2 separate regions of the Homo sapiens genome follow, and region 1 is linked to region 2. A link is a contact called in ENCODE Hi-C or POLR2A ChIA-PET data. All regions are on one chromosome and are shown on one strand. Each heading gives the region's core, a stretch centred on a gene start or an enhancer-like site at or near the end of the contact. The rest is flanking DNA. Distances are from core to core; before and after follow the strand shown.

Region 1 (5,039 bases), core at 1,102-3,601, 670 kb after region 2:
TCTGGATCCTGGACTTGCCCCCCTATCTAAAGACCCTTGGGAAAAATCTCTGAGACTCCCAACTAATATTAATATCCAGGTTTCATATCAAAAAACAAGTCACAATTTTTCAAATAAATCAGGAAAAACATCATGAGGAATGCAGAATGGAATGCCATTGTTGTTACAATTATCCCAAGAAGCAAAGCAAAGGTTTACTACTATAATGGCCTAAATAATGTATTTCTAGAACACCATTAAACATATTCAGAACAATCCATTCAAAGAAAAGAAATCAATTTGTCCTAGAACAATATATTGGATGTTCATGTTAAGGGATTTGAAAAACTTCACCTGAAGTAAGCAGTTAACCAGTAACTATTGAAGTTTCTTGGTTTTCTTTTTCCTCTGATTAAACTGCTTTCGAACAGTTTGCAAGCTGTGTCAGTGCACTGGGCCATAAAAAGAAACCAAAAGCAAAATAAGTCTGATAAGTTCGTCACTTGAAAGCAGTTGTAAATACAGAATGATCAAAACACCACAGAACTGGCCAAAATGAGGTTAAAAAATTCTCTCTGGACTTTACTGAAATTATCCTCAGCATCTATTTTCCAAACACATTTCTCAGTTGGCTATCACGAATTTCTTTCTTTTTTCTGCTAATTTTTTGATTATGCTGTTCCTTCGTAAACTCCAATTCTTCAGGAAAAAAAGCCTATCTGAAATGCCGATAAATATGCTGCTTGCAGGCAGAATTTCTGTAGGAAAAGCTAACTTCATCAAGATAAAAAGACTTTTACAAAACCCAAGACTAAATTTTGGTTCAATTTTGCTATCTTGCCATCCCGTCTGAGGTGCCTCCGCCGCTGGCAGGGTCTTAGTCTGCAGAAGGAACACCGGGCACCATCTGGGTTGAGGACAAAGGCACTAGCTCTAGCTTTTCTCCAATCACAAGCTACCATTTCCCCTAAAAAGCCCCACTGACCATGGGCTTTCCTTCCTGCTTGTGGACGCCCTCCTAGCAGCTCTTAAAAGCCCAAGATGCGGCAGGGGTCTCTGCTCAGTCAGTACCAACCACAGCAACACACTAGAACGGTTTACACGCTTTCTGATGTTGGCAGGATGGCTGTATGACTAATCCTCACATTTAACTCAACGAGATTTTTAATAAGTATTTCAAAAAGGAGAAAATTGCACAATTACAGGCATAATTCAAATCAATATTGCTGAATGCCTTGGTTCCTATTGAGATTTTTATTCTGCAATTTAAAATTACTTTGTAATTAAGGAGGTGGGTGGGTAAGTTCATTTAAAAGAACCAAACAACTAAACCTATCCAATTTAGCTTGATTAAATAAAACCCTAGAAGGCCGATTCTTAAGATGCAATCGTAGAGGGCACATTCAGACACTCAGAGAGCAAGGGCTCAGGGAAGTATAACCCTGACCACCATCCTGGACTAAGCCGAGCCCGGCCCTAGAGGCACTCAGCGCACAGGCAAGCACAGGTCCCGGCGTCCTCGCCCGGTCAGTGCGCTGAGCTCTCCGCCTGAGTTTTAAAAACTGGCACAGCTGCTTTTAAACACTGGCACATTTTTGGTGGCATAAGGACCACCAAACACGACCCAAAGTAGAAGCCCTTAACTTACAAGGTCTCGAAGTGGACATGGACAGATTTGCGCTTTCTGGAAAGGCGAACTGCAAGCCTAAGCTCGGGCGCGCCACGCTTCCCACCGGACGCCCACCGGGCCGAGCCCGGCCACTCCTCGCACCCACCCGGGCGGTCTCACCCGCCCCGCCGGCCCCACCCACGGGCTGCGGGCTGCTCCTCAGGACAACCCGCACAGAGGGCGGCAGAGGCCCAGCCCAGCCAGGGCGGCCACCGGCCGCTATCCGCCCGGGTGACCTTGGGCAGACACGACTCCTCCCCGAGTCCACCTGCCAGGCACTGAGGCGAGGGGCTACCTCAGCCCGCGGGGTCCCAGGACCCCAGGCCCGGACCAAGGCGGCGGAGGGGACGCCCAGCAAGCCCGCGGGGTTGTGACCTTCACCCGGACGCGGACTATCTACTAAGGACCGAGCTCCCCGGGTCCCCGAGTCCGCCCCGCGGCTTCCCCTCGCACCGGCCCAGGGCTCTCTCAGCCCCTTCCCGATCCCGGGACAGAGGGCGCAGGGACCCGGCGCCCGCTCCGCTCGGACCCGCTGGGGACCGTCCCGCTCCTACCGCCGCCTCGGCCCCCGCCTGCCCCGCCCCGGTCCGCGGCACGGACTCACCGCCTTGGCCAGCGCCAGGCGCCGAGCGCTCAGCAGCCGCGACAGGCCCCGGACCCCCGACATGTCTGCTGTTGCCGCCGCGCAGTCCCGCCAGTCCCTGCGCAGACTGCGCCTGCGCACCACACCGGGGTCGAGCTGGCGGGGGAGGGGGGATACCGCGCCTGCGCACCACGCCGGAGTCGAGCGGGGCTGCAGTGGGGGACATCGCGCCTGCGCACCATGCCACGCCCGGAGCGGGTACTGAGTGGGGGCGCCGCGCCTGCGCAAAGCGGACCCGCGGACGGTGGCGTTAAGGGAACGCTGAGGTCCCGCGCTCCCCGACCGAGGTAGAGCGGGCCCTGTTCCGGGGAGGTGGTGGGCACCAACATTTTTAAAGCCCCGTGGGTGGTTCTCCGGGATCGCCCAGACCGAAGGGCCTGAACGCCCAGACCGCAGGGAATGGGGTCGGAGGGGGGCGCTCGTCCGCGGAGGTGGGCGGGAGCGGCCCGGGGCCTCCGACCTCTTGTTTATTATACATCCCTTGATTAACTAAACTATTTTGTAATTGTGTGTGTTTGTGGAGGTCACATGTAAACAAACTTAAAGTGACTCTACTTTGTGAAAATGTGAAACTTCGTGTAGGTACTCAGTAAATCAGTAAATTCTTACTAACGTTAGCCCCCAGCCTAGCTATGGAGGGTGCATGCTGAGCCCGAAGCAGAGAACTCTGTAATCTCTGCATTCATCACCACCACGAGGAGGCCTCAGAAGCTTCTAGCACTGTTTGCACCTTCCCCACATCACCCCTCCCTGCCTTCCTCACAGTCTTCCTTCTGATCAGAAGACCCTTTCCTTCTTTCTCTGCCTGTCAAAATGCTGCTCACTCTTCAAACCCTAGCTCATATGAAAGTGTCCGGTGTGAGCCCACTTTTATCGAGTTGATTCTGTATCTTTGATACAACTGTATGAGGGTTCTCCAGAGACACAACAAATAGAAGGGAGACGTGAGGAATTGGTTTAAAGGTTCAATTGCTAATCTCATCCAAAAACACCCTTACAGACACGCCCAGAAATAATGCTTAACCATGTATCTGAGCACCTCATGATGCCGTCAAGTTGACAAACAAAATTAACCATCGCAGCAGCCATACATTTAAACATATTTGTACCAGAGAACTTACCTGATTCTACCTGCACTTCAGATGCTTAAGACATGTCTGTTTTCTCCACTTTCCCCAACCAGATTGTGAGTCGCTTTCATCTTAAGTTCTTGTTTTTTTTTTCCTTTTTCTTTTTCTTTTTTTTTGGGGGGGACGGAGTCTCGTTCTGTCACCAGGCTGGAGTGCAGTGGCGCGACCTCGACTCACTGCAACCTCCACCTCCCAGGTTCAAGCGATTCTCCTGCCTCAGCCTCCCGAGTAGCTGGGACTACAGGTGCCCGCCACCATGCCCGGCTCTGGTCTAGTTTTTTTCTTCTTTGAATCCCGTAGGGCCTCAGTGCTGTGCAGCAAGCACATAGTTAAAACTGAAGAAAAATTTCTTGAATAAAAGTAGTTAACGTTTTTATTCTTTACTTCAAGGTATATCTCCATGAATAACCTAAATGATCCCCCAAATTGGAATATCCGGCCTAATTCCAGGGCGGATGGTGGTGATGGAAGCAGGTGGAATTATGCCCTGTTGGTTCCAATGCTGGGATTGGCTGCTTTTCGTAAGTCATGGTTTTCTTAAAATTCGTGTTTTCCAGGCTGAGAGTGTGGAGCCCCGGTGAGGGAGGCAGCATGGTGTGGGAGCCTGAAGGCCGTGACTTTGGGACCTGCCAGGGACAGCCGAGTTTTATCCCCTGCAGTGAACCGTGGGCAAATCACTTAAGCTCTGAGCCTCAGTCTTCCTGTTCACAGGAGATGGATAATCATACTTAACCTCAGCACACTGCAAGGATTAAGTCAGCCAAGGCGTTTAGAAGCATTTTGTGTGGGGTGGGTTTTAATAACTTAGTTCCCTCTGAAGGCTTTGCTGCTCTCAAGTCGGGGAGGAGGTTCCTTATTTCAGGTGCCCTCATAAGGACTGCTGGGGAACAAAACGGGTGTAAAGGAAACCAGTGGGCTGGGCGTGGTGGCTCATACCTGTAACCCCAGCACTCTGCGAGGCCCAGGTGGGCAGATCGAGTGACCAGCCTGAGCAACACAGCAAAACCCCGTCTCTACAAAAAAATACAAAAATTAGCAAGTCGTGACGGTGCACACCTGTAGTCCCAGCTACTCAGGAGGCTGAGGTGGGAAGATCAGTGGAGCCTGGGAGGTCGAGGCTGCAGTGAGTGGAGATGGCACCACTTGCCCTCCAGCCCGAGCAACAGGGTTAAAAAAAAAAAAAAAGAAAACCAGTTTTGGAAAACCAGTGATGTTTAATGTTTAGGAAATCAGTCTTTGGGAGACTTCATCCATGAAATCTCTGCTTGGCCTGGCCAGAAAAATTCTCTCTAGTTTAGATTGACTTGGCACCACTTTGGGGACCTGCCGGTCATATGCAGACTTACATCCCCACCACACAATCAATTCACTGATGCAGAGGAGTGAGTTTTGTGTTTCTTCACATTCCATGGTTCTGGGCTGGCACTTAGGAACATGAGAAACTGAATAATTGAATGGAAGAAAGGCAAAACTGCCCTCTAGTTGTAGCGATACATTTTGTGTAGTGGCTTTTTATCTGCTTCCATGTCTCAGGTCAGAAGTTTTGCTGTAGAGGAAGAGGAGGCTGGTAAGAGCAGGTGGTTTTTATGATTCAGTGATCTGCGCAGTGCTTGCTTCT
Region 2 (5,317 bases), core at 647-3,146:
AAGAAAGCCCAGTAGTTAACAGGGTAAGTTGGAGTTGGCCTGCCTGGGACCAAATCTAGAGCCACCCCTTGCCTGTGGGTCCTCTACCAGCTGTGCCCTGAAGAAGCTGTGCCTCAGCTCCCAGTTAGAAAAAGGGGACAACAGTAAGAGTTCTCGCTATGCTGGGCTACTGTGAAGTCATTAATACACTCAAAGTGTTTAGGACGATACCTGGCACATAGTAAGCACGCAATAATGTTGGCTTTCACTATTACTAATGAAGTTCCACAGCTGTGGGGTCAGGCCTGGGGTCTGCATTGTAACAAGTCTCCAATAGCCGTGATTCGTGCTGAGAAAATCTAATGCTTTCAGCTTGGTATCCAGGGCTTCCCTTGGTCCCCCTTGCTGCAGTCCTCCTAACACCTCCCCTTTCTACAACAGTGACCTGGTCCCGGATCACACCTCTGTGCCCTGCTATGCACTGTCCCAGCTTACTGGCCTGATCAACTGCAGTCACCCTCTAAGTCCTATTCAATGTCTGCCTCCCTCTGAGCCCTCCTGGACAGGCTCCTCAGAGCCAGGCAGGTGACATGTGGCCCCTTTGCAATCGTCCCAGCACCCTACAAGCAGCGACCACCATGCATAGTGCGGTTGTGTGCAGGTGTCTATGAACTCTGGTGCAGTTGTACGTAGGTGTCTGTCCTCTAGGTGCAGCTGTGCTCTGGTGTGATTATGCCTAGCGTCTCTGGGCCCAGGTGTGGTTGTACATGGGGTGTCTCTAGGCTGCGGTGGCACTGTGTACAGGTGTCTCTGAGCGCTAAGGTGTTTACACAGGTGTCGCCAGGCTGTGATGGGGCTTTGTGCAGGTGTCTCTGGGCCCTGGTGCAATTATGCTGACGTGTCTGAACTCCAGCACCTAGAAAATACCCAGTCAACAGCTATTCTGTTAAAGGAAAGGTCTCTTCCTCTGCATCCCCTCTGAGGCTGGTGGTCTCACCTGACCTCAATCCACCCTCCGTGGACATAAGGAGGGTCTGTGAAGGTCTGGCCCCGCCGCTGAGTTCCCCCCACTCCAGGGAGCAGCACAGCCCACAGGCCCCACCATACCATGAACTGACTTGGTCACAAATGAGTGGGATGTGCTTTGAACCCTAAAAATTTAACATCGAGTCCGTGAGGAACGGGAACAATTAAAGGGTCTGAGAAGCAGTGGCTCAAAGAATAACCACCCAGCTTTCGGCTGAGACTAGAGCTCTCTGTAATGCGCAGCCATCCTATTCTCCAACGTGGGACTCAGGGCCACATCAATGCACTGGAGGACAGCCGGGGCAGGGGCAGGGTCAGGGCCAGGTCCGTGAGCTGAGGTCGGGTCGGGGCTCAATCTGTGAGCTGGGGTCCTGCGCGCAGGGCTCGGGTCGGCCGGGTCAGTGCCCTGCGGTGGGGTCGCGTCATTGCGCTAGGATCCGGTCGGGGCCCGGCGGCCTGTGCGCCCGGGTCCAGTCGGGCCGGATCAGTACCCTGGGGTTCGGTCGCATCAGAATCAGTGCGCTGGGGTCGGGGCTCGGTGCACGCGCTGGGGTCGGGGCGGGTGGGTGCCCAGAGGATGTGTCGGACAGGTCCGGCTCACCTGCTGCCGCGCTGATGCACCTCCACGTGGACCGTTGGCGACTCGGCCACACAGGGAAGCGCCTGCTTCAGGTCGCCCACGGCCTCGTCCATGGCGCCCCCGAGAGCAGTGGGGACCCAACCAGGGCGCGGCCGCCGCCACCTCACGCCCAGCGTCGCCGCCACAGCCGCTGCCTCAGCCCGCGGGCCCCGCCCTAGCTTCGAATCTGCCGCGCGAGGCGCACCACCTCCTGACCCGGAAGCGCTCGGGCCCGGCAGGGCCACTTCCTGCCGCGGCCCCGCCTCGCCCCGTTTCCGGCGCGGCCCAGCGAGCTCGGCAACCTCGGCGCAGCGAGCGCGGGCGGCCAGCCAGGGCCAGGGGGCGGTGGCGGCCAAGGTCCGACCGGGTGCCAGCTGTTCCCAGCCCCCGCCTCGGGCCCGCCGCCGGCGCCGCCATGGGCAAGAAGCACAAGAAGCACAAGGCCGAGTGGCGCTCGTCCTACGAGGGTGAGGCGGCGGCGCTTTGTGACGCGCGGCGGGCGGGGTCCCGGGCACGGGGGAGGAGTTCCGGGCACGCGGACGGGGGTCCTGGGCACCGGGCGAGGTCCTGGCCACGAGGGAGGGGTTCTGGGCACGCGGGAGGGGGTCCTGGGATTTCGGGCAGGGAACCGGGCACACGTGAGGGGTCCTGGGTAGGCGCTTACGTTCCTGGTAGAGGGTTCTGGGTTCGAGGCTGCAAGCCCACTCACCCCGGTCCTGGAGACTAGGGAAGCATCTGTGCTGGCTTTTGTGTGGAGCTCAGGGAGAAGCTGGGCTGCCCTTTCTCCCGCCTTTCCCTCCCTCTCCCTTGCTCCCGCAGCAGCTCCATGGGTGTCAGCGGGCAGCACGGGCGCCTGCAGGAAGTCAGGCGAGGGTGAACCGAAGTGCTGGGGGTTTCTAGGAGGGAGATCGGGCTCCGGGGTTCCAGGTCCCTCTTAATCCATCTTCTTGAACGAGTAATGTGAACAACATCCCACAGGGCCTCTGGTGAGGACACCGTGGCTCGAAAGGGACCTGAAGCTCCCTGCGGAGGGGAAGGGAGAACAAGGAGGCAGTGACATGCCGCCACTGTGGTCTTCCCTTCCGTCTTTCCCTGCTGGTTGGCAGCCCCGCTGTACTCCTTAGGGAGGCCTTTCCCTCTTAGCACCTTCACGTCTCACCTGGCTGCGTGGCGTTTGCACCTGAGCACGCGGGTAGAACTCGGTCTGTGTCTGTGCAGATTATGCCGACAAGCCCCTGGAGAAGCCTCTAAAGCTAGTCCTGAAGGTCGGAGGAAGTGAAGTGACTGAACTCTCAGGATCCGGCCACGACTCCAGTTACTATGATGACAGGTCAGACCATGAGCGAGAGAGGCACAAAGAAAAGAAAAAGAAGAAGAAGAAGAAGTCCGAGAAGGAGAAGCATCTGGACGATGAGGAAAGAAGGAAGCGAAAGGTAAAGGAGCAGCGGCGGTGGCCCGGACGCTGCCCACGAGGAGCCCGTGGGGAGCCTGGTCCCAGGACCCAGGCAGAGTGCGCCTGCGTGGCTGGAGGAGGGGAGGGGGTGTTCCGTTGGTAGCAAAACGCGAACCGCTGAGGCCCGCAGACTCAGTTCCAGGATCCTGGGTGTGCTGTTCCTCAGCAGACCCTGCCAGGGTCTCTGTGAGGAGGGAGCCTGGCATGAGGAGGATCTCGGAGGGGGTTTCCCTTAGTTCTGTCCCTCCCCTGAGAACTGCGAGGGGATTGGGCAGACCTGTCCGGATCCCGCCTACTCCTGCCTTTCTCACTCCCTTGACTCTGCCGCCCAGGAAGAGAAGAAGCGGAAGCGAGAGAGGGAGCACTGTGACACGGAGGGAGAGGCTGACGACTTTGATCCTGGGAAGAAGGTGGAGGTGGAGCCGCCCCCAGATCGGCCAGTCCGAGCGTGCCGGACACAGCCAGGCAAGGGTGCACTTTTAGAGACTCTCCTGGTGTTCACAGCTCATCGTTGTAAATGAGGGGTCGGCACCGTGTCCTGTTGCTTTGGGGAGAAGCATGGGAGGGAGGAGAGCTGGTATTTCCAGGGCCTCATCCCAGGTGTCCTCTGGCCTGAGGTTTCCTCCGGTGTCTCTGAATGTCTAGAGCAAGGCGTGGCCAGTTACCACTGGTGCCCTTCAGTTTTGTTTTTTAACTTGTTAGCTAAGGATGGCTTATATGTTTTTTAAGCGTTCATAAAAAGAAACAAAAAGGCATCTCCACAGAGACCAATCGTATGTGACCCGCAAAGCCTAGACTGTTTTTTGTCTGGCCTTTATGTAAAAAGTTTGCCAGCCCTGGGTCTTGAAGTTTGGTTTTGTTTGCACTTAAGACAGTATTGGAACAGTAGCCCCATCTGGGTCAGACTGGTAAGAGAGATGCATGTCAGTGAAAACGCAGGTAATTCCCCTTGGGAAGAAGGGACCTCGAGGCCCAAATGGTGGGTCTGAAGTTGCTGAAAGTGACCATAGGCTGAGACAAAGGAAGCTGGAGGCCTTTAGTAGAATCTCTGTCGTGGGCACCATCTGCGAAGGATGGCATTTGGCTGGAATTTCCAGTTGACAAGGACTTGCCCTCTGAGTTCTCTTTGTCCCCAGCCTTCCTGTGCACAACTCACAGTGATGAGGCATTTGTACCTAAGACAAGGGGTGTCTCTTCCCAGCAACTCTCAGCATCCAGTGGTTCCTGGATTATAGGGAAACAGACGGCTGGGCTTTGGGACATGGGACATCAGGGAGTGGGGAGGCTAGTGCTGCGATCATTCAGGCCGTCAGAAACTGTCTGAGGCCTGCTGGCTCCACTGAAGGAAAGTTCTGGAAAGCTGGTGGCCTTCTGAGCTCCTGTGGTCATTTGGCTCTTCAGGCACTTTCTTTTTTTAATTTATTTTTGAAACATGGTCTTGCTGTGTCGCCTAGGCTGGAGTGCAGTGTCGTGATTCACTCCTGGGCTCAGATAACCCTGGGCTCAAGCGATCCTCCCACCTCAGCCTCCCAAGTTGCTGGGACTACAGGCACGCACCACCACGCCGGCCATTTATTTACTTTTTGTTGAATTTTAAGGGACCTCAAGTGAAATAATAATCGGTGAATTCAGGATCAACCTTTATGTCCAGAGCGTTTGTTCCGTCGTCCATTTCTTGTCTAGAGTAGTGGTATGAGCTGAAAACATTGCTAAGTGATCACCACATATTGTTGATGTAAGGGCTACCGGTTATTACAAGAGATTTTTATGACTCCTGCTGTGGGGGTGCCCTTTCTACCCGGCTGAGCTTGGTGGGAGCCAAGGCTGAGTCGGATGTATCTTTATATCCCCAGTTCTCGGTGGAACTTAAAATGCTGTGAGACACCAGACAGACAGATACTGTGAACTTGGAGCTCTCTAATGAAGGGATACCAAAGTCTTGTATTCAATTTTTTTTTCCTTAAATTGTCAGCCGAAAATGAGAGCACACCTATTCAGCAACTCCTGGAACACTTCCTCCGCCAGCTTCAGAGGTAAACCGGGGCGTTTCTGAAGAGCTAGTGTCTGGGGGGGTGTGGTGTCATCTTTTCTGAGGCCTTATTCCCCACGCCAGCCTCGTCAGCTGTGAAACAGACCCTGCACCTTCTCTTGGTGACTCCCAGTCCACTTCGGGGTGCGTAGGAAGAGTTCATGAACTCATTAGTGGCTCACTCTGAAGTCAGAGTAGAGTGAGGGAAGTC

Evidence for each region. A loop is a pair of places that touch in the nucleus more often than their neighbours do. ChIA-PET counts read pairs that join two places held with the same protein, here RNA polymerase II (POLR2A). Pooled maps may share reads with other maps.
Region 1: a pooled map shows a loop between it and region 2 (16-fold over the local background). The contact joins the promoter of SDHA here to the promoter of BRD9 in region 2. A Hi-C loop is called at or near these places in 3 of 37 single-sample maps with no recorded cell type and 14 of 50 pooled maps. POLR2A ChIA-PET finds 5 or more read pairs at or near these places in 1 of 52 experiments (MCF 10A).

What each region holds. Positions count from the first base shown.
Region 1 is chr5:215,632-220,670 of GRCh38, reverse strand. It overlaps SDHA (succinate dehydrogenase complex flavoprotein subunit A), which reads right to left and starts at 2,351. Exons shown (of 15, transcript NM_004168.4): 1 at 2,253-2,351. The coding sequence starts at 2,315. It overlaps CCDC127 (coiled-coil domain containing 127), which reads left to right and starts at 2,518. Exons shown (of 3, transcript NM_145265.3): 1 at 2,518-2,578; 2 at 3,812-3,942. The coding sequence starts at 3,822. RefSeq lists silencers at 1,741-1,980, 2,211-2,540 and an enhancer at 1,533-2,341.
Region 2 is chr5:889,380-894,696 of GRCh38, reverse strand. BRD9 (bromodomain containing 9) reads left to right here and starts at 1,896. Exons shown (of 16, transcript NM_023924.5): 1 at 1,896-2,091; 2 at 2,843-3,057; 3 at 3,410-3,542; 4 at 5,050-5,110. The coding sequence starts at 2,040. It overlaps TRIP13 (thyroid hormone receptor interactor 13), which reads right to left and starts at 1,813. Exons shown (of 13, transcript NM_004237.4): 1 at 1,607-1,813. The coding sequence starts at 1,698. RefSeq lists silencers at 1,527-2,146, 2,337-2,555 and an enhancer at 1,895-2,527.